Regions from separate parts of the Homo sapiens genome. Here region 1 is linked to region 2. The links are chromatin loops, found by intact Hi-C in ENCODE. Cell type or tissue: B cell. All regions are shown on one strand. Links, peaks and the distances in the headings refer to the core of each region. The heading gives the core; the rest is flanking DNA.

The links. A loop is a pair of places that touch in the nucleus more often than their neighbours do. Peaks named below come from ENCODE experiments on the same cell type or tissue, not always from the same donor. Only the 100,000 strongest peaks of a DNase experiment are listed, where the experiment ranks them.
Region 1: it touches region 2 in a loop (2.7-fold over the local background); 3 of 110 quality-filtered maps call a loop at or near these places.

The regions. Positions count from the first base shown.
Region 1 is chr10:62,502,714-62,512,887 of GRCh38, forward strand. No RefSeq gene overlaps it. Among named protein-coding and RNA genes, the nearest start is that of ZNF365, 130 kb to the left of the region's middle. RefSeq lists an enhancer at 4,375-4,544 and a cis regulatory region at 4,460. In B cell, for the core only: no CTCF peak of the experiment used is centred there; a DNase peak (open chromatin) is centred at 3,868.
Region 2 is chr10:62,453,026-62,463,175 of GRCh38, forward strand. It overlaps a transcript of ZNF365 not described here. Among named protein-coding and RNA genes, the nearest start is that of ZNF365, 84 kb to the left of the region's middle. RefSeq lists an enhancer at 4,452-4,501. In B cell, for the core only: no CTCF peak of the experiment used is centred there; DNase peaks (open chromatin) are centred at 3,696 and 4,746; H3K4me3 peaks cover 638 bases.

The DNA of each region.
Region 1 (10,174 bases), core at 737-8,736, 50 kb after region 2:
TTCCACTTTTTGGCTTTCGTGAATAATGCTGCTATGAATATAAAATGGTTTCTGAGGTTTGAAAGCTGCCTGTACCTTTTTCTCCTCTCTGTAGTTATTTAAAAATAAAAGGTAGCTTAGACATTTCTAAATCCGAAGCTGTAACACAAGTTCCATTTTTTGGCAACTGTACAAAATTTATTTCACCTGTTGTTAATGTTAACTATCTGTAGTTATCTACATGACATTGGTTTTCCCCCCATCTGTGAGCTCCACGAGGATAGCAATCATATTGAGTTTTCTTGTTGCTGAATCCCTGGCAACTTGTCCAGTGATTGGGGTGCATTAAATCTTTCTTGACTAATTTTGCCTAACCCCAATCTTAGATTGGCCTCTCAAATTCCCCATTTCCGTTAATGGTATTACTATGATCTCAATAACTTGAGATCAAATCAGTCATATTTGACTCTTCTCTTTTTCACTCCTTTTATATCTGATCAGTCAGCAGTTTTTTGAAACCCTGTTCGAAGCAGTTCTCAACACTTGTGCACCCATTCTTTCTCCTACACCACTCAATCTAGACCCTCACATGTGGCTGTCCTGCTTTCCTTCTCTCCTACTTCTAAGCTATTCTGTGGAGAGATGTCAAAGTAATCTTCACAAAAAATCTGATTGCATCACTTCACTTCCCTCTTTATTAGCTCCCAGTGGTTTCCAATTGGCCACCGATTAGAAGGCCTCGACTCAGAGTTGGAAGAATTTCATAATATGATTCCTGAAATCATGAGGCAAGTGCTACTTCAGTCTTTTCTAGTACTCTCTCCTCTTGATTATTAGAAGATAGGCTGTACCTCTCTGGTCTATTGGGTTGGACCCAGATTTTCAGATCAACTGCTTAACATTGTCAGGGAGGCAAATACTAGTAATTTGTAACATTTTTATGGCCAGCTCTCTTCTCATCAACCAGTGCCAAGACTGGTTCAAAGATTAGTGAATATTTGATTCACTAATGTCAAATCACTACATTCCAACCCAAAACATATTTACTTTGATATTTTAATCTCTTTCCAAAGGCCCTTACCCATAATAATATTCTGTAAGGAATTCCCTATATACCGGAACTTTCTGCTTTCCTATCATAGGGAACATCATAAATAGATCATTAATACATCTCCCACATTCTATTTCTTGTACAAGCTCATATCTTCCACGGTGCTTGCTATGGTGCCTTGTGTATGGTAAAAGTAAAGATACAGAGAAAGTCTAATTTTTTTTCTTAATGGAGAATTTCTCCCCCCCAACCCCCAAGCTAGAAATGTTTGCTTTTGTTATGTAAATAATTAGATCATCATTTACATTTGGAGTGACAGCCTCACTTCCAGTGGCATGTTGAGATAACCACAGATTGTTGCTTAAGGGACTTCCAGAGAGTTTTGGCCTGGTAAACTATCTTAGCTTTTTGCTTTATTTTGGAGTGTGCACCACTTTGGGGTCAAAGCTGAATTGTTTGGAACAATAGCGGAGATTCTGAGAATGGGTTCTGTTGGGGAAGGGGACAGCCAGTAGCTAGAATCTAAAAAAGGCTATGGGAGTAAATAAAAGGGTTCAAAGAGGATTTTATCGAGGTTTTTTTTTTTTTTTTTTTTTGCATGTAGTTTGCAGTTAAAACCCTCTTCCCTCTCCACAAAATTTTGTGTCATCTGCTCACAAATTTTAAAATAAAATCTACATTGCTTGCTAAGTCCTTGTGGGATGGTTTGCTATCTGGGGCTAAGATTTTGCTGAATTAGGCCCCAAGGTTGATGAAGATGACAAAAGAGACTGCCAGTGACAGGGCAGCTATGTAGGCTTTGCATACATTTTAGGTAAATATGTATTAAATGAATACGTTTTTCTTGTCTTCTTATGCAGATGATATTCCCCTTGCCTCTAGGTGATTTGTAGAGGAAGTATTCAATGGTGACTTCCTAATTAAGGAGGAATGTTCTGTTAATTCTAACTTGTCTTTAAAGGAGGAAGAAAAGGCACTTGCTGGGTATCCTCTTTGTAGCAGACTTTCACATTTAATCTCAGTGAATCCTTACAACCTTGAGAAGTAAATACCATTAGTATTATCCTGATGATAATTACCTTTTCTAAATGATTATTACTTTTTCTAAATGAAAAAACTAAGGCTCAATAAATTTAAATAACTTTCCCAGGTACATATCATCAGAAAATGATAGATTTGGGATTCAAACCCAGATCTGTTTGACCCCAAAGGCCTCTGTGAACTCTACTATGAACTTCCATTTGAGAGAGAGAGGGGGAGAGAGAGAGAGAGAGAGAGAGATAAATTGCTCAGAGAGAGAGAGAGATAAATTGCTCATTAAGATAAACTAATTTGGTTTTGTATTAAAAACAAGATCCTTGATGCTCTTGTTTGCCTTACTTTGTTTATGTTCCTACTGTATATTAATTGTCTGTCAGTGACTGGCACCCAGTGTCCTGGGTGAGCTTTGGTTGTTACAGATAATGTTTCTCAAAAGCCTGGCTGGATTTTACGTGATCACCTACCCCAGAAGATTATGAAGTAAATTAGAGCTGTTAAATAGATCTGTTAATTTGAGGAACCACCCCCAAACCCTCTATAATTTGTATGCCACAGACAGGTTGGTAGCTAGCATTTCTTCCTTTGCAATCACAAAGATAGAATCTTTTCCTTATTCTTGATTATTTCATTTTTGTCCATAGAGAGTTGAGGATAAAATCCTTCCCCATATTCTTTAACAACCAGCTGTCTTTAGATTCATTGAATGATAGCCTGCCTCAAAAGTTAGAGCTAGCCATAAAATTGTGCATATTGAATATGTTATGTCATTCGGTGGCAAATTACTGAGTTGTCTTTCAATGTAATCTTGAAATAGCAACAAGAAAAATATTTTTTTTTTCAACTCTCAATGATGAGGATGGCTTCCTTCTTCCAAGGTGGATTATCGGTTAAAAAGTCACAGGACTGCGAAATTGGGTACTTCTGGTTACAAAAGAAAGTCATCAGCCATTGGGACCATTCAATAATGCAACCGCAAGTCAAGGCTGTCATTAAGACCAGCCTACTGTAATTGTTCATTAGTGGTATCTAGTCAAGTAAAAATATCATCCTTAGAAGCCAATTACTACCAAAGCAGTGGTGGTTTTTGTGGTTGGTTTATTTGAAAATTATTCCTAGAGATCTTGAGAAAAGAATCAGACTTCTTCAGTAGTTAATGTGTTATTGATTCAATTCAGATTTAGCTTTCTTTTAAATATACAATGTATTAGAATGTGAATGGATACCTGCTGATTAGGTTGATCGGAGGAAAAAGAAAAAGTTACTTCCCAAGACAAATTGGTTAAGAAAAGCAAGTCAAGTCAATAAGCAGATTTGACTGGTTTGGGTGAGGTTCATTGTTTTACTGATTTTTACTGGCACATTCTTGCTTGTTACTGTTTAACAGTTCTTGTGTGGCTCTAGAAATATTACCATCTCTAGAATTGTGACAACCTCCCTTAGGTTTGCTCATTTGGGCTCCCAATTGCATTCAAGAAATGCTTAATAGGTACTCATTATAGGTGGGCCCTGCTTGGATAAAACTAGAGCTGCCATATTGTTTTACGAATGTAAAGCCAAGAGAGACTTTTCTTGTAGCGAAACTGAGAGGCCTTCCCCTTTTCAGCCATACCCACACACAGACTTGGGAATCAGTCACCTTCAAGAGATCTAATTGGGTTTTCATTAGACCCCTGCTTTCCAAAATTCAGCTAGAGCCCCTCTAACCCCAGACTTCTCGAGATTCATGCAAGATCCCTGGGGCTTGAATTTCTACCCTCCCTCTGGCTCCAAGTTCCTCTTTCTGTGAGTCTCTAACTTCCACTTAAGGCCCACCTTCTATTGTATTTCCCTTCTGTCAGCTAAGCCAGGCTCTGAACTGTCCAGATGTGAAATGTGGCCCCCTTTCTGTGCTTTCTTCCTCAAGCCCACTCATTCAAGGCATATGGTCGTTAACTGTTAACTATAGCTCTCCAATAAGTGGTAATTGACTGTCTAGGATACCGAGAATAAAAGCACATTCTAGCAAATGATTCCAGACCATGTAAAGATTTTTTAATTATCTTTTTTCTTTTTAAATTCCATTTTGTCTTTCTTTTTATATTTTAAGAAGCAGTTTCTGACAAGGAGTTTCCATAATTCAGTAATGACTTCCTTAGCCAGGTATAAATTTTATAGAGAGGTAATCTACATGGTATCTCATAGAGGCACTCAAATTTTTCTCAGTTGACAAATGAAATACATGGAAATAATCCATGGCAAAAAAAAATTTCTCAACACAAATTTGACTTATAGATAATGTATGATCAAGGTTAAGGATATGCTATTCTAATAAATATTACTCAATAAAAAATATTTCTAATGAAGTTGTGGGTAGCACATTATCCACTTTTCAAATGATTTGCTTTTATACGTTTCTATTTTTTGCACATTCCAGAAAGAGTCATTTTGATTTAATTGAAAGCAACTGTGAAAATCAAGTCAATTTAACATCATTTATAAAAATAATCTTTTAAAATGGGCTGAGTGATTGAAGGAAAATGCAGTTTTATTTCCCTTTTTTGGATCACTAAAACAAATTCATTATAACTTGCATAGATTAAATCATAGCTGAAGATTTAGCAGGGAATTGAGATTACTAGACAATGAAAACTCTTCTGTGGTCAAAGAATTTTTTTCAGAGCCACTTAGTTGAAATGCAGTATACATAAAAGCCTAGTGTATTTTGGCAACTCTTAACTCTGAGATTTACATCTTTTGCTATTCCACTTTAAAATTAAAATATTCAAAAATGTCTTTTATTCGCCTTTTCAGCCATTTAGTTTCATTCCTTACACTATGCCCTAGACATGGTGAACCTGATTGCCTGCAGAGTGAATTAACGAGTCTTTTATGTCAATGGGAGTTGATTAACATTTGTGACATTTTCAAATCAATCCTCCTATGTTCTCCAATTATGGCCTCATTGTGGTTAGGCACCATCCTAGGGGAAAGAAACAAAGGGTGGGTGGGAATCATCATACTTACAACTGACTTCAGAAAAGCAAATTAATAAAGGGAAGTGTCTCTAAATTATGTTTCCTGTTGTTGTTTGTTACAATAAATGCTGAATGCAAATGCATGTTCTTTAAGTGTCTTGGCTGTCCTTCAAAAATGTGAGTTATTTTGACAGAAGGCAAAAGTTCTTTCCTTCAACCTGTCTCCATAGTTAATTTAGATTAATTTGGTTGTTTTTTCAACATGTGGGCATTTCTAAACTTTAAAGTTAATAGTATTTACACAGCAAATGTACTAAACAATAACATTACAATATCACAAAAATGATATAAGATGATTTTAAATGAAAATATAAGATGATTTTAAATGAAGGTTATTTAAAGCTATAGCTGGTTTTTATACTACATAAATTAGGCTAAAATTTATATAACATATATTTGTATTTCAAACATAATATAATATATTCTATTGTGTATATAATTATATAATAATATATATTAGATGCATAATTATATAATTAACATAAATATATCTAAATATTAAATAATTAATGATATAATTATATATATCATTAAGACAAACCTTGGCACTAGTTTCTGGGTAACCCTGAATCAAACACTAACTTACCTGGCTCTTTATCTCTATTACTTAAGAAGTTTGGACTAGATATTCCAAAGTGCTTTGATTTGACAATTTATTATGGAAGAGACATTCCGATAATTATCAGTTGGATCTTTTTGTAGAAACATATTTTCCCTTCTCAGCCCCACTTTCTCTCACTTACTAGTTATTCTCACCAGGTAAGTCAGGACATGCTGATATTTTTGATAGTTTCACAGGAATTCCACCAAATTTTAATTGTGGTGTAAAAGTTGTTTTTGCTTCAACTGAGGATATGTATTATGTTTTATGATATGTTTGATGAAACATTGTCGGCAGTTCTTTCAAGAAGGTTAAGATATAATTTGCCAAAAATAAAGGGTAGAAGGAGAATCACTATGTCAAACCAGTGACTGCTGTCCAGTATGGCAGCCATTGGTCACATCAGCTATTGAGCACTTGAAATGTGGCTAATCCAAATTGAAATGTGCTGCACGTGAACAATTCATACCAAATGTTGAAGGCTTAATGCAAAAATAAAATGAAATATGTCAAGAATATTTTTATGTTGATTATATTTTGAAATGATAATATTTTTGGATATAGTATATTACATACAACATATTGTTAAATTAATTTCACCTTTTTCCCTTTTCCCTTTTTAAAAATGTGGCTACTAGAAAAGTTTAAATTCCATATGTGGTTTCCATTATATCTCTTGGACAGCAGTGCTGTAGAGTCACCTGTTTATTGGAACATGAAAGAATTGCCTTGTAATATATAAGAAAATATGATCAGGTCAACAGCGTTTCCAACAGCTGCATAATGCAAGGCGTAATTGAATAGAAATATAGATCTACTATAGCTGTGATTGTCTTAAAGTGAATTATGACTTGTTTAGTCTTTTTCTGAGCTTCTAACACCCTGTAATGTGTACCCTCCTACACCAGATACAGAGGGCCAAGAACAATGTCTCCTTCAGCTGTAGGTTAATGTTGAAACTCTGAATGTTCCTTCTAGTATCTTCAGGGACACGTTTGTCTCCGTGTCCCTGAAGATACTAGGGACACTCCAACATACGCCTAATTCCCAGGGTAGATAAGAGAAATGAGCAGGAAAAAAGCAGCCACTTTTCTTAAGATTGAATCTCTAACTTGGACCTCAGTTGTGTTTGTAACTCAGCCTCAGTCTCAGAGGACATCATTAGCTCTGCCTAGCTCTTCCCTTCTTCTCCCTACCCAGAAGCAAAGGAGATTTGCCTTCAGCTTGGCGTTTTCCATTGGTGTGCCTTTTTTGAATTTTTTCAGGAGTTAGCTACTAAGTACACTTCTGTGTGCATTTGGAGATGTATGGACAGAGAAGTGTGTTTTGAAGGGATAGAATTTGGAAGTGAGAGATGAAGGACCTGAGCATGTTCAAAATGCAGTTAACTCTTTGAGGGCCAGTGGTTCTTTTATGAAGGTCCCACTGTGCTCCAGTTCTTAGTCTTGCTTCTTCCCTCTCATTTGTTCTGTTCTGGAAAATTTCAAGCCCAAACATCTGTTTTGAAGTGCTATGCTCCTTTCTGGAAAACAGTATTTTTTATTAATTCCCAAGTTTGCTTGTTTCCGCCTTATCATCCCCAGATGTTTTGTCCCTCTCTCCATTTTTTCTCATTCTAGTAATTGTGCAAACCCAGGAATAGCTTCTGGCAGATTTTTTTCCCCCTTTTGGATCACCCTGCACAACTTTCACCCAGAATTCTATCTCTGCTCTTTGCCCATCTTTCAGTGGACTTTGGCCAAAGTCCATGAAGGATTTGGGAGGCTAGGGTAAGAAGGTGAGCAGTAATTTCTATTCTACAATAGATAAGGGTCTCCTTGTAACCATAGTATCTATGCACAGGTAGAGCTACAGAGAAGGGAAATATATTTCATGACCACAGAGAAAAGGTCTTTTGTTGCTGTTTTATTTGTCTGCTACTAAAAGATAAAGCAAGCATAAAAGTTTGCTTTTTTAAAAAAGAATAACATTTTATCCTTTTTATTTTTAAAGAAGAAAGGTAAGAGCATATAAGCCAGCCGTGATATTATAGGATAAGAGTCGAGAACAGTCTTTATATGTTATAAATATAATAATAACAGCACATCAAATCTAGCACATTACAGTTTTTGCAGAGTTTTCACCCACAGATATGGAAAGATGGAGGAGGTTGGGAGTCTGAGACCCTCCAAATGGAGTAGTTGAGTCCTGGAGTTAGTTTGGATGCAACTCTGAAAAAAAGCTTTGGAAATTTGGGCAAATCATTTTTCTTCTATATTCCCCTGTGACTTCATTCACACCTGGCAATGATTTTACATTATTTTGGTTTTCACAGAAATTGTATGCTCTTAGTGGCAAAATTTTATTTATTTCCATTTCATGGAAGAAGAAACAGACCTAGAGAGGTTCAGTTTTTTATCTAAGATCACACCACTGCTCGGTAATAGGCTAAGGGTCAGAGTTCAGGTCCTCCACTGAGGTTGAGTGGAGCCTTGGCTGTTGGTCAGCCATGGAGGCCGTTGGTTTCCAAGGACACCCCCAACCAGTGTTGTTCATTGCTTTCCGTTTAACTTTATGTGTGTGGGTATTGGGAAGCTGAGGCTAGACCTGTTGACTATGTTGCATGACTTTCTCCCATGCTCCAGTCCATGATGTGTTGAGGAAGACAGGGCACGTGTCTGTGAATGCAGAGCCAAACCGGGCCTCTGGGGGGTGAGGAGGCTGAGATGAACAAACTGCTTTGCCTTCCTCTTGGAGAGAAAGACAGATACCCTTTGGGCACCTGAGGCTGGTGCAGCTCTGTTCCCCTGGAAAAGATTCTGGAAGACAGGAAGAATCTCAGAAAGGGCCCTGTTATCTTCCAGTGTGAGTTTTCTGAATGTTGAAATGGAGAAAGGAAAGAAAGCAGAAAACCTATTATGTCTACAGAGATTTCGAATCTAAGCCTTCTCTGTGAAAAGTTGGCAAAACACGAGGATTGATTTGACTCTTACTAAGAAAAAAGATGAAGGTGCTGACATGACTGATGATAGGATTAGGGTTTTCATTCATTCATTCATTCATTTATTCATTCTTCTGTTTAACAAATGGTTGCTAAGTGTGCACTACAGGTAAGGCACTTGCATAGTGGGCAGTCTCATTCAGAGGCAGGATCTGTAGAAAGTAGGAGAGAGATTACAGTTAACCGGGAGAAACAGAGAGTTGAATACATATTAAGAGGAAACATAGTGAGATACCAGGCAGATCTGTGGAATGATTTACCCTCTTTTAACCACAAAAGCGAGGATAGCCAAGAAGTTGATCAGACACTGACTAAAAAGAGACACAGTTCTTGTTCAAGGCACTGTGTGGACTCCATTCCTGGTTTCCCTGGCCAAAGACCCCTTCTTATGGGAAAAGGCACATGCAAATTAGGTAAGCAGTGATAAGAGACAGAGTACGTGTGGTTTTGGTTCTCTCCACTGCAGAAGAAGGCCTAGAAGGCCTGGAGAGGAGTTTCTGAGGGTTTGTACCACAAAAGAATGACATCATGAATGGAAATATCAAAAGGTTAATTAGAGCCTGCCCACTTGAGAAAGAGAGACTGTTTACTGATTACAGCCTCCAACCAGTTGCTTATTAACCTCTTAGGTATCCCTGTCATCCCAATGCCCATCAGTCAAGCCCTTGATAATCTGAATTCTTCTAGAACCCCTTCCTTCCACCTTTCTGCCTTCCCTCTGCCCCTCTTTTGTGTGTGTACTCATTCACTCACTCACACATTTAATGAACTCGCTGTGTTGCAGGACCTATAACTCACTGCCCTCAGGATGATTTCCTCCCTGGTCAGTGTTGGGGGATAGAGGAGGCCCAGAGCTTCCTTACAACATATCCATGAGAACTTTATCAGGGAGAAACCAAGAGGACCAGCTTGACTCAATAGTTCTGAAACAGATCCTGTGAACATCAGACCAAAACTCATTTAAGTATTTCTGCATGTAATTTAAACCTCTTACTTTTAGTTCCAAGGATTCATAACAGTTGTTTAATTGCTGGAATGAGTTACCAGAGAAGAACATGGAGTGCCCATTCTTGGAGGCCTTCACAAAGAGAACAATCTACTGTCTGTTTTGTATGAGTTTCTTTTGCCTAAAGAGATCTTTCCCATTCTCTATTCTATAGCTTTTGGTTGTGCTAAAAGGGACAATTCTAATGGATATTAGTTTTTTAGTTACTTCTGGTTTGCTACTAAACTCTAATTTTGTCACCAGGGTAAAGGTTTTTCATGATCTTAATCAAAGAAGAGAAAACAGTCTCAAATGTGTTGTTTGAAAGAGAGGTGCCCAATACATTTTCATCTGAAGAGATTCCAGGAGACCCTCATTCTAAGAGATTGTAGAAGTTACAGAATAGGGTAAATTATGATGGCTCTTTTGGAACCATTGACAGGGAAAGGAATACATCAGCAATACATGAAAATGTGTCCTGATTAAACAGCCGACATAAAATATGAACTGTTCTTTCTTCCTC
Region 2 (10,150 bases), core at 1-8,000:
GAAACACTGAATTAGAAAAAACAAATAATGAAATAGAAATTTATCCAGCCTATTTGGTAGAATAGCTGGAATACAAGTACTAAAAAACTTGGAGTTTGTACATCTTTAAAAAATTTTTTAAATAAATTGATGAGGTACAAATTTAATTTTATTACATCCATAGATTTTGTAGTGGTAAAGTCAGGGCTTTTAGGGTATCCATCACCAAATAACGCACATTGTGCCCATTAAGTAATTTCTTACCATCCACATCCCTTTCACTCTCTCACCCTTATGAGTCGCCAGTGCCTATCATTCCCCACTCAATGTCCACGTGGACACATTATTTAGTTCCCACTTATAAGACAGAACAGGCTGTATTTGTCTTTCTGTTTCTGAGTTGTTTCACTTAAAATAATGGCCTCCAGTTCCATTCAAGCTGCAAAAGAGTGATGTCATTCTTTTTAATTGCTGCATAGTATTCCATTGTATATATGTACCACATTTTCCTTATCCAATCATCTGTTGATGGATGGACACTTAGATTAATTCCGTATCTTTGCTATTGTGAATAGTGCTTCAATAAATATGTGGGTGTAGGTACTTTTTTTAATATGTTGATTTCTTTTCCTTTGGGTAGATACCCAGCAGTGGGATTGCTGGATCAAATGGTAGTTCTATTTTTAGTTCTTTGAGAAACTGTACTCTTTGACAAAGAAATTCTACTTCTATAGATTTTTTTCTCCAAGGAAATAAATATGAAAGTATGTAGCCATAAAGATGTTCATTTCAAGATTGTTGAAAATAGTGAAAACTTGGAAACAATTTAAATGTCTAATATTTGGGATATGATTTAAGTAAGTTGTAATACATCTTTACCATAGAACACCATTGTAGCCTCACACCCCATTTAAATGATGCTGTGAAGGTTAAAAGAGTACGGATTCTAAAACTTGATTTCTTGGGTTTGCAGCCTGATTGTGAACTTACTACCTGTTAGATATTGGTAAAGTTTCTTAAATTGCCAGTGCCTCAGTTTCTTTTTTCATTTTTTCCTTTTTAAACGTATACCTTGCTGTTCATGTACAACTCAGTGTCTCAGCTTCTTCATGAAGATAATGATGTAGCATTACACCTTCCTCATAGGGAACTTACCAGGTACTTATCAAATATTAGCTATTGGTAGATAAGCAGTTACCAAGCAGGAAAGTCATGTATTACTTCTTATTAAATACAAATCATTGGTTAACAAAAGTCTGTACAATATGACAATGTATTGTATTTTAAAAGATCCTTTTAGAAGGTCTAGACCAGTAATTCCCAAACTGTGTGCCAAGGAATCCTGGGGCACTATGGTGAATTCACAGCAACACCCATCCCAATATATTCTAAAATTTCTAGGGAAACACAGTGACACCTTTGGACACTGGGAACTACATACTACCATTAAGGTGTTTGGACTAAACTACATAATAAACATAATTTATTTTGGTCTAAAATGCTAGACAAATTTACGGAAACACTGAGAGTGCCATGAACCAAGAAAGCTTGAGAACCTCTAATCTAGCTTGTGGACATATACCAAGGTGTTGATGTTACTGAGAGGTGGTATTACATGTGCTTCATGTTTTTTTTTCTTTGCTTCTGATTTATCTAGACTTTCTAATTTTCTGCAGTGAACATTTACTATCTTAATTAAAACAATTTCTTCCTGAATCCGTGCAACAACCATTTATTAAGCACTATTTGGTGTCAATTTCTGGGCTGGACACAGGAAGGCAAAGATGCCACACCCTCAAGGAGCGCATACTTGAGGGTGAGTCTGGAATGTAAACAAATAATTGCTGTTCAGTAGAACAGGCTCTGAGACAGTGGTGCTGATTGGAGTGGGAGCTCTGAGCTCTGCTTTTGGAGATTAGTGCAAAGTTAGGCACATCTTGTGGGATAAATGGGACTTCCAACTGGAAATGGAGAAGGGGTAGAAGAATGTTCCTCCTTGTGGTTTGTGGGTGGAGACTTGGATACATTTGGTGGGGGGTTAAAAGACTGGAAAGGCAGGCAAGGTTAGAATAAGAAGGCTTTGGTGGGGCATGCCTTGGACTGGGCAGTTAACTTGTAAAGGACAGAAAAACGCTGACAGGTTTTAAGCAGGGGAGTGTTATAAATGTTGTGCTGTGGAAGGATCACTCTGGCAGCACTGTGGAGACAGCACAGGGAGGCTGGGAGAGAGCTGGACAGGGAAGGGGACCAGCCAGGAGGATTTTGTAATAGCCCAGGAAAGAGGTCATGAAGCCCCAGTTGGCTAACAACAGATTATGTAATGGGCCCCTGTGGACTAAATCAGCAAAAGCAAATGATCCAGATGTAGAACACTGTTCATCTCAAAATATGTTGGTATCTTTAAAAGTAAAAACTTTTTTTTCTGGTGATAAAGATAATACATGTTCAATACAGAAATTTGGAAACTATAGAAATGTACAAAGAAGAAAATGAAAGCATCTATAATCCCATGAACTGGAGCTGAGATATATGTATATGTACATATACTGTATATGAGAGATAAAAATTAAATATTATATTTATATTTAAATACTGATTTATAAATCTCATATATACATAGTTTATTTAAACTATGTGCATATGGTAAAATAAAATTAACTTAGAGAAGGATAGAAAATAAAAAGTAAATATTGAATGTTTACCACATGCTGGGCACAAAATATAAGAACTTACATATATTTGGTTATTTAATTCTCACAGCAACCTTGTGAGAAAGGTCTGCATGTATTCTGCCATTTTACTGATAAGTGAATTGAAGTACAGAAAGATCAATGTGACTTACCCAAGGTTCAGTAACTTGTAAGTATCAGAGCTGGGATTTGAAAGGAAACTAAGCTGTTTTTCCTCCAGGGCCTGTACCATGAAATCGTGATGGGGCAATTTTGAATGATGTATTTAAACTTCTGTTGTTTGATTCATTGACTTTACACAGTGACTCCTGACACTCCACTACAGCGTTGTCCAACTAAACTTGCTGCGGTGATGGTGATGGACAGATTCAATATCTGTTCAATCTAGTACAGTAGCCACTAGCCACATGTAGCTAGCTGTTGAGCACTACAAATGCTGCTACTGTGAACAAGAGGCTGCATTTTAAATTTTAATTAATTTAAATTTAAATGACCAACTGCTGCTAGTGGCCACCCATGGGACACCACAGATCTCCATAAGATAAAAAAAAAAATGAACACCTCATCCCTTGGTCATATTCTCTGTCCCAGTAAAACCAACTTTATTTCTTATTTCAGTCCTTTCCCATGATCATCTCCATAAAACATGCCTATATTTATATTTCTTGATTTACTGAATTGAACATTATGTTGTCCATGCCGTGTAAGATGAGAAATTATTTTGTGTACGCCACTCCCCCACCCCTCTCTTCTCATTTTTATGAATTTATTTCTATCATTGGTTACCTGTATACTTTGGTATTAGTTAAGATTCTTCTGATTGCAAGTTGGATAGAAAAAGCCAAATCCATCTGATTTCAGCAATACAAAAGGAATTTACTGGCTCATATAAACAAGATCAGAGGCAGAACTGGCATTAGACCAGGCTAAATTGAGAGCTCAATGTGAGCGGGACTCGATTTCAGCTCAGCTGTCCTCAGTCTGCACACTTCATCTTCAAGTTCTATGTGGTGACCACAGCTGTAGCTCTGGTTTCATATCCTCTTAGATTCTAGACTAGCAGGAAAGTAAGCATCTGTCTTTCTTGTAATGCTATTTAGCTGTGACCACAATGATGCTCAGTTAAAACACACACACGTGCGCACACATGCACACACACACACACAAACTCAGTGATTACAACAATAAGCATTTACTTAACATGTGTATGTGTGGGTTGGCTGAGGTCAGATGATCTAGATTGGGCTTGTTGGGGGTTCTGCTGATCTTAGTAGGAGCTGCTCACACTTCTGAGCTCAGCTGGGGGTCAGCTAATTTAGGCTGGGCTTGTATGGACAGCTCTGCTGATCTTTCTTACGCTTCTGGGCTAGTGTAGCTCAGCCCTGTTCCATATGTCTCTTATCTTCTTTCCTGAGACCGGTGACCCATCCCAAGCATATTCTCATGGTGATGACAGAGGCACAAGAGTGCAAGACCAGCTGCACAAACATGTGTACCCTATGCTGTGTCATGTCTGCTAACATCTCATTAGCCAAAGAAAGTCACATGACTGTACCCCAAATCAACCGAATGGAGACGTACTCTCCTCCCATGAAAGTGAGAAGGAGGCAGAGAATATTTCTGCACAATAATTTTCTATACCACTTAAGCAGATGGGGTTGGCTTGCTCATTTCAAAACAAGTGATGTGGCCAAGGGCATAGGTTGTACACTTTGGCCTAGACCTAGGTCCCATATTCCATCATGGGTGTAGAATTACATTCACATTTGCCAAAGCATGTGAGCTAAGAGTGGAGAAGGAAGGCTTACTTCAAATGAAGGTTAGGGTTCTGCTAGCTACATATAGGGGAAATGGATGTGAGATGGCAAACCACAGTGACAATTATAACTTTAAACAATAGACTTACAGTTTTATTTCTTGAGTCTTTGGTGTTAGATAGTATCCTTTGACACCACATGTATAACAGTTCTCTTTCATGCCCCATTTCCACTCTGTCAACTCAATCATTCATGCTATTTGTTTATATTTATGAATGAAGGGCTAGGTAATTAACAACGGTGGCTAGGTGTCAGGTGCAGCTCCCTGCCACTGAGTAGGTGTGTCTCCTCAGTAAGCATATCTGAGGTTGGTGGCTGGCTGTGTACATGGGTGGGATGTGTCAACCACAAGCTTCCCTTTAGGATGCAAGTACAGAGAATCATGCAAATGACTTTCTTTTCACCTCAAAACACCAAAAACAGAGGGCTTCACTGTGGAATGCCAAATACCATACAACAAGCCTTAGCTCTCCCAGGGAGACATCTTATTTTCTTAATAGATCAGATCTTGGGGAGGGGACGAAGGTTTCTGAATCCCCTCTTGCTGCTCCATCTGTATGCATGGGAAAAGAGGAGAGAGATGACAAAAGTCAAACGGTGCAACCATTCTCTGGTCAACCTTCTGTTAATCACTTGGTTTTTGCTCCTCTTTCCATTCCTGAGTTCTGAATCTGTTCATGTCCAACGTGAAGATTCCCCAAGGCTTCTTTGGAAAGAACATTCCACCCTTTCTGCAGCCTCCTCCTGAGTATATCTGGGGTGCTGCTTTCTCTGCTCTGTTTCATCTATCCATACTATTCACTGTCTTTCCTTCTTCCAGAAAAGTATCAAAATGTCTGCTGATGGTTTCCTTTTTTGTCTTCAGCATGGTTATGAATTTATTTCCTTAACTGACTCTTCAGCAGAATTTTGAAAAGGAGTGTAGATAAATGCAAGCATCCAGTCCACCATCTTGAACACACACACACACACACACACACACACACATATATATATAATATTGTGTGGGTATATAAATGTGTGTGTATGTGGGTGCATGCACATGTGTTTTTTTTAAAACAACATTAGATTTTGCCAGTTACATTTTTGCTACTGGCTTAATTGAATACCCTTCTAGAAGAGTTTTGAAAGCTGTTTCTTAAAACCACTTGGGGAAAACAGGGATCTTCCTCTCACTTTATTATTATTTTTTAATAATATTAGCTGAGTTTTTGGTCTTTTTTCCTACCTGAATGAACAAACTTCAGAGATGATACGATCTGTTACACAGAAATCTGTTTAAGTTGTACTTAAAAACAAGAAAAGATATGTTGATTCTAACCTCTGGAGGTCAGCATTGGCTTTATCTATATTTTGGTTTTTTGTTGTTATTTGTTTTTAATACTGAACAATCCTAAACCCTACACCCTTATCAAACTAGAGCATTCACTTCAAATCCTGAGAGTAGCTGGTGAAGAATGGGCCTGGAATAAGAGTGGGTAAATGACCCATGAAAGAAATGACTATCTTATGTTGGATCTAAAACCTAACTAGTAAATATTTATTTGTTACTGTTAGTACTATGTATACATTTACTGTATGCCAATAGTATTCAAAATATATGGTTCTACTGAGGATGGCTAAAACACACATAGATGGAGGGAGAGCTTCTGCCTAGTGGGCTTCAAATTGAAAAGATGCACAGCATTGAGATAGACACTTTCCAGGAGAAAACCATGACTCACATGGGGATGACTTCAATGGCATCTGGTTTCCATCTTCTTTGTTTCTTCTCTTGGACTCCATTCAGAGGCACTTCCTTCCAGCTGGATCTTTTAATGGCATAATGTGAAAGCAAGATCCACAGAAGTGGGTTTACAGGAGGGACTTGAAGGAGAAAATGCAGATCATCAGGGGGAGACGATGGAAAATTACACCCAGATGGGAGGGAACAGAGAATGTACACACATCCAGACTAAAATATACCAATTAAAATATTTAGGGAAATGAAGAGTGGTGTATGATTTTTAATATAGGGTAACAAAACTCTGAATGCAATAAAAAGGCAAAGTGATATAGTCCTGATTGCAATTAGCACATTAATGCAATTTCTGTTTCTAGCCTGGGAAAATATGTCAGCTCTCTTTACTTAAATGAATGGAACATGGCACTGCTTGTAGTCTTGCTGTGACTTATTCAGTCTACACACTAGCTCCATTCATGATGGCAGTACCCTTCTTTTCCTTTCAGAGCTGGAAAGGTGCTGGCGAAGCTCGCCTGGTGTGCCAAAATGACCTGGAATTGGAGGTAAAGCCACCACCTGGGTGGGTGGGTTGGGCCTGGTTACAATAACCAGCAGCCCATCTGGGTCCATATGAGAGAGACTGGAAGGGGCGCAGCAGGCCATTGGTTTCTGTATGAAAACACACATTTTCACATTCTCCTTCTCCCAAGTCATCATTAGCAAGGAGGAAAGTCTGTTTCTTCCTTTAAAATGAGGGTCCATTATATTCTGTAGCTTTTCCCCCTATATATGATGTTCCTTTTAACTGAATAGTACCAGATTTGAGTGACTTGCCACTGGTCTTATTCTCTTCTCTACCTCCAAACAGCTCTTGAGAGGGGCCATATCACTGGGAGGTAAGTGGTGATGGCATGGAGGCTGTAACGATGGTTACAGTTCTTCTGTACATTGTGGCAGTCAGACCTGATCCGAACTGACAATAAGTCAAAAAATAATTATTGAGTACTTGTCCAAGTCCCTGCAGAGATATATATTAATGAGTAATTCTTCAGTCCCTCTTTTATGTGCCAGGGATGCATTCAAGACCCGCAGTGGATGCCTGAAGCTGTGGATAGTACTGAACTCTTACATGTTTTTTCTTATAAATACATACCTGTGATAAAGTTTAGTTTATAAATTAGGCACAGGAAGAGATGAACAACAATGGCTAATAATAAAATAGAACAATTACAACAATATAGTGTAATAAAAGTTATGTCAGCGTGGTCTCTCTCTCTCTCTTAAAATACCTTATTGTACTGTATTCATCTATTTTTGGGCCATGGTTGACCATGGGTAACTGAAACCTAGAAAAGCAAAACCTCAGATAAGTGGGGACTACTGTATAGAAAATGGTAATATGAGACAGATTGCTCTAAGCCCTAAGAGAGATACAAATCAGGCTAATGGGAACAATAGAGGTTAATTCTGATGTGGTGTTGGGAGACAGGAGTACATATCAGAAGACAAGAGTTGAAACGACAATGTGGAAATGTATGGGGAGGATTCTTCACTTCATTGGTTTGGCTAAATTCTGGGGCAGCATTGGCTTTACATATAGGCCAGGGGTCCACAAACTCAGATGCCCATAGGAGCCAGACAAGCCCCATATATATGTGAATCTGTCCAGGTGTGAAGCAATCGGGAGTGTTGGAACCTGTGAGAGAAGGAGGGTCACGCCCCCACAGAAAGATCTTCAATTTCATGTTAAAAATTCAAACAATTCATGCTGTTGTCTGCAGATCTTCTCCGTCCTACAAAGACTTCCCTGTGCCTCTACATTCAGACTCAACTCCTCCACCCCAGAGAGAGACCCAAGCTTCCTCTCAAACGCACAATCATATTTCCATAACTAACAGAATCTTCTAGGGCTGATCCTCCCAGAAATATGAGCGAGCAGGCCTTAAAGACAAGTACACATCTCCACTGTGGGAGATGGGATTCTTTAAAGGGCAGTTTAATCAGCTTTCGCAGGGCGTTCTATCACACGTGGGCCAAGAGCCTAGCGCTGGAGGAGCTGGTAAAGCTGGCTGAGTCTCCTGTGATTTTTCCAGGACTGCCCCCAGTCGGAGGGGGAGGAGGAGAGCTTCAACCAGAGCAGCTGTTTCACAGGTTGAGCTCCTGAGTAAAATCTTGTCTGAACAGGGAAAGGCCTCTGAGCATAGTTATGACACAGATGGGGAAACTCCATCCCTGCTCTTCAGATGGGGGCTTGGGTGGACGCCCTGCCTGGGCTTTCCTGACCGTGTTCCGCACGGAGCTTTTCCCCTTTGGCACACAGTGTATCCATCCCATCCCCCTCCCATTCCAATAAATACAAGGCCTTGGATGTAGCTGCTCAATAAGGACAACTTAGTAAAGTCACATCAGTCCTGATTAAATTCACAGCTTGCTGTAGAATTTTCCAGAATTGAAGAATGACAATCGCGGACTTCAATGTGCTCCACAAGTAGCAAATAGGATTAAAGAGAAAATAATAAATTCATACATAGTGAAGCTAAAGAACACAAAAGGGAAAAAAATCTTACAAAAAAATTAAATTAGAATTTAATCCCTGCCTAAAATATCTGCATTCTCTCCTTTAATCCCTTCGACAATAAGCAAACCTATCAACTTATATTAAAAATATAGAGGCTTTATATTAAATCAGAATGTTGTAAATTCTGCGGGCAAACAGGAATACTTTGGAATTCTCTCCCCATCCTTTTTTTTTACTACTAGTGATTTTAGACATTTGCAAATAGTCTTTTTTGGTTGTTGTTCCTTCCTTTGGTTTAACTCAGTGATTCTCAAACTCTGGCATGCATCGGAGTACTTTGTATAGGGCTGGACCTCCACCACCCAACCATGTATACAGGGGGAGTTACATGAGATTCTCACCTGATAACCAATTAGATGTTTCAGCCACTACCTCCCCTCCCACACACACACACACAGAGGAGGCTGACTGTGGTGAACTCAACTGTGTTTGCTCTCCTTATGTTTTACACTTTCTCTTCATATCAAATAGGTACTCAGACTTGTTCTTCCTTGCTTAAGGCAATAAAGGAGAAAGCCTAGAGAAAGCTTCTTTAGGCTGGAGAAGAAGAGACTGCCCTGTTGCTCCTGTGAGCTGTGGGAGCCAGGAACCGCTCCATAAGTGTACCCCTCAGAAGGGAGGAGGCTGTGTGTACTCCAAGGGAGGCTAGACCCTAAGGGTGGGTTTTCTCACCTCCTAGAGATCCCTGGCATCCCACATGTGGCCTGAAATAGCAGAGATGAGATCTAAGTGGGCCATGTAGACTGCGACAATTGCTACTTCAGCACTAACCAGTGTAGACAGATGACAAAATACTAGAGTAGTCTTCCCTCAACATTGCATAAGACCCTGTACTCTGTAAGACCCAGACTTTTGCAGAATCCTGGTGTGTGGGGGTGTGAGAGCAGCCCAAGCATGGCTGGATTAAATTTCCTGCCAGCTTGGTGGGCTGGTTACTCAGAATCCAAATTTAATTTGATGTAAGGAAATCTAAAAATTTTATGTTTCTTGAACACATGAATTTATAGACTGAGATTTACACCTATTTCAAATATTGAATGCCTTGCTAATGGGAAAGATTTGCTGACAGCTACAAGGGATCTATCTCTGCCAGCTTGGGATGGATATGTCCCATGAAAATACATTTCTGAAAGGTGAGCTCATGTCAGCAGTGGGAAGCCGTAAAGGTTGAACTATACCAGTAGTTCAGTTTCTCAGTTTTTCCAAGGCCTTGTTGTGGATCATTTAGCTAGTGCCCTGATCTATCCTTGCCAATACTTTTGAGGGTTAAAAAACAAACATCAAAGTGCACACATTGAAAAACAAACCAACAAACAGCTTCACTCTTAAAAATCACTTTATTAGGCTCAAGATGAGCTCCTGC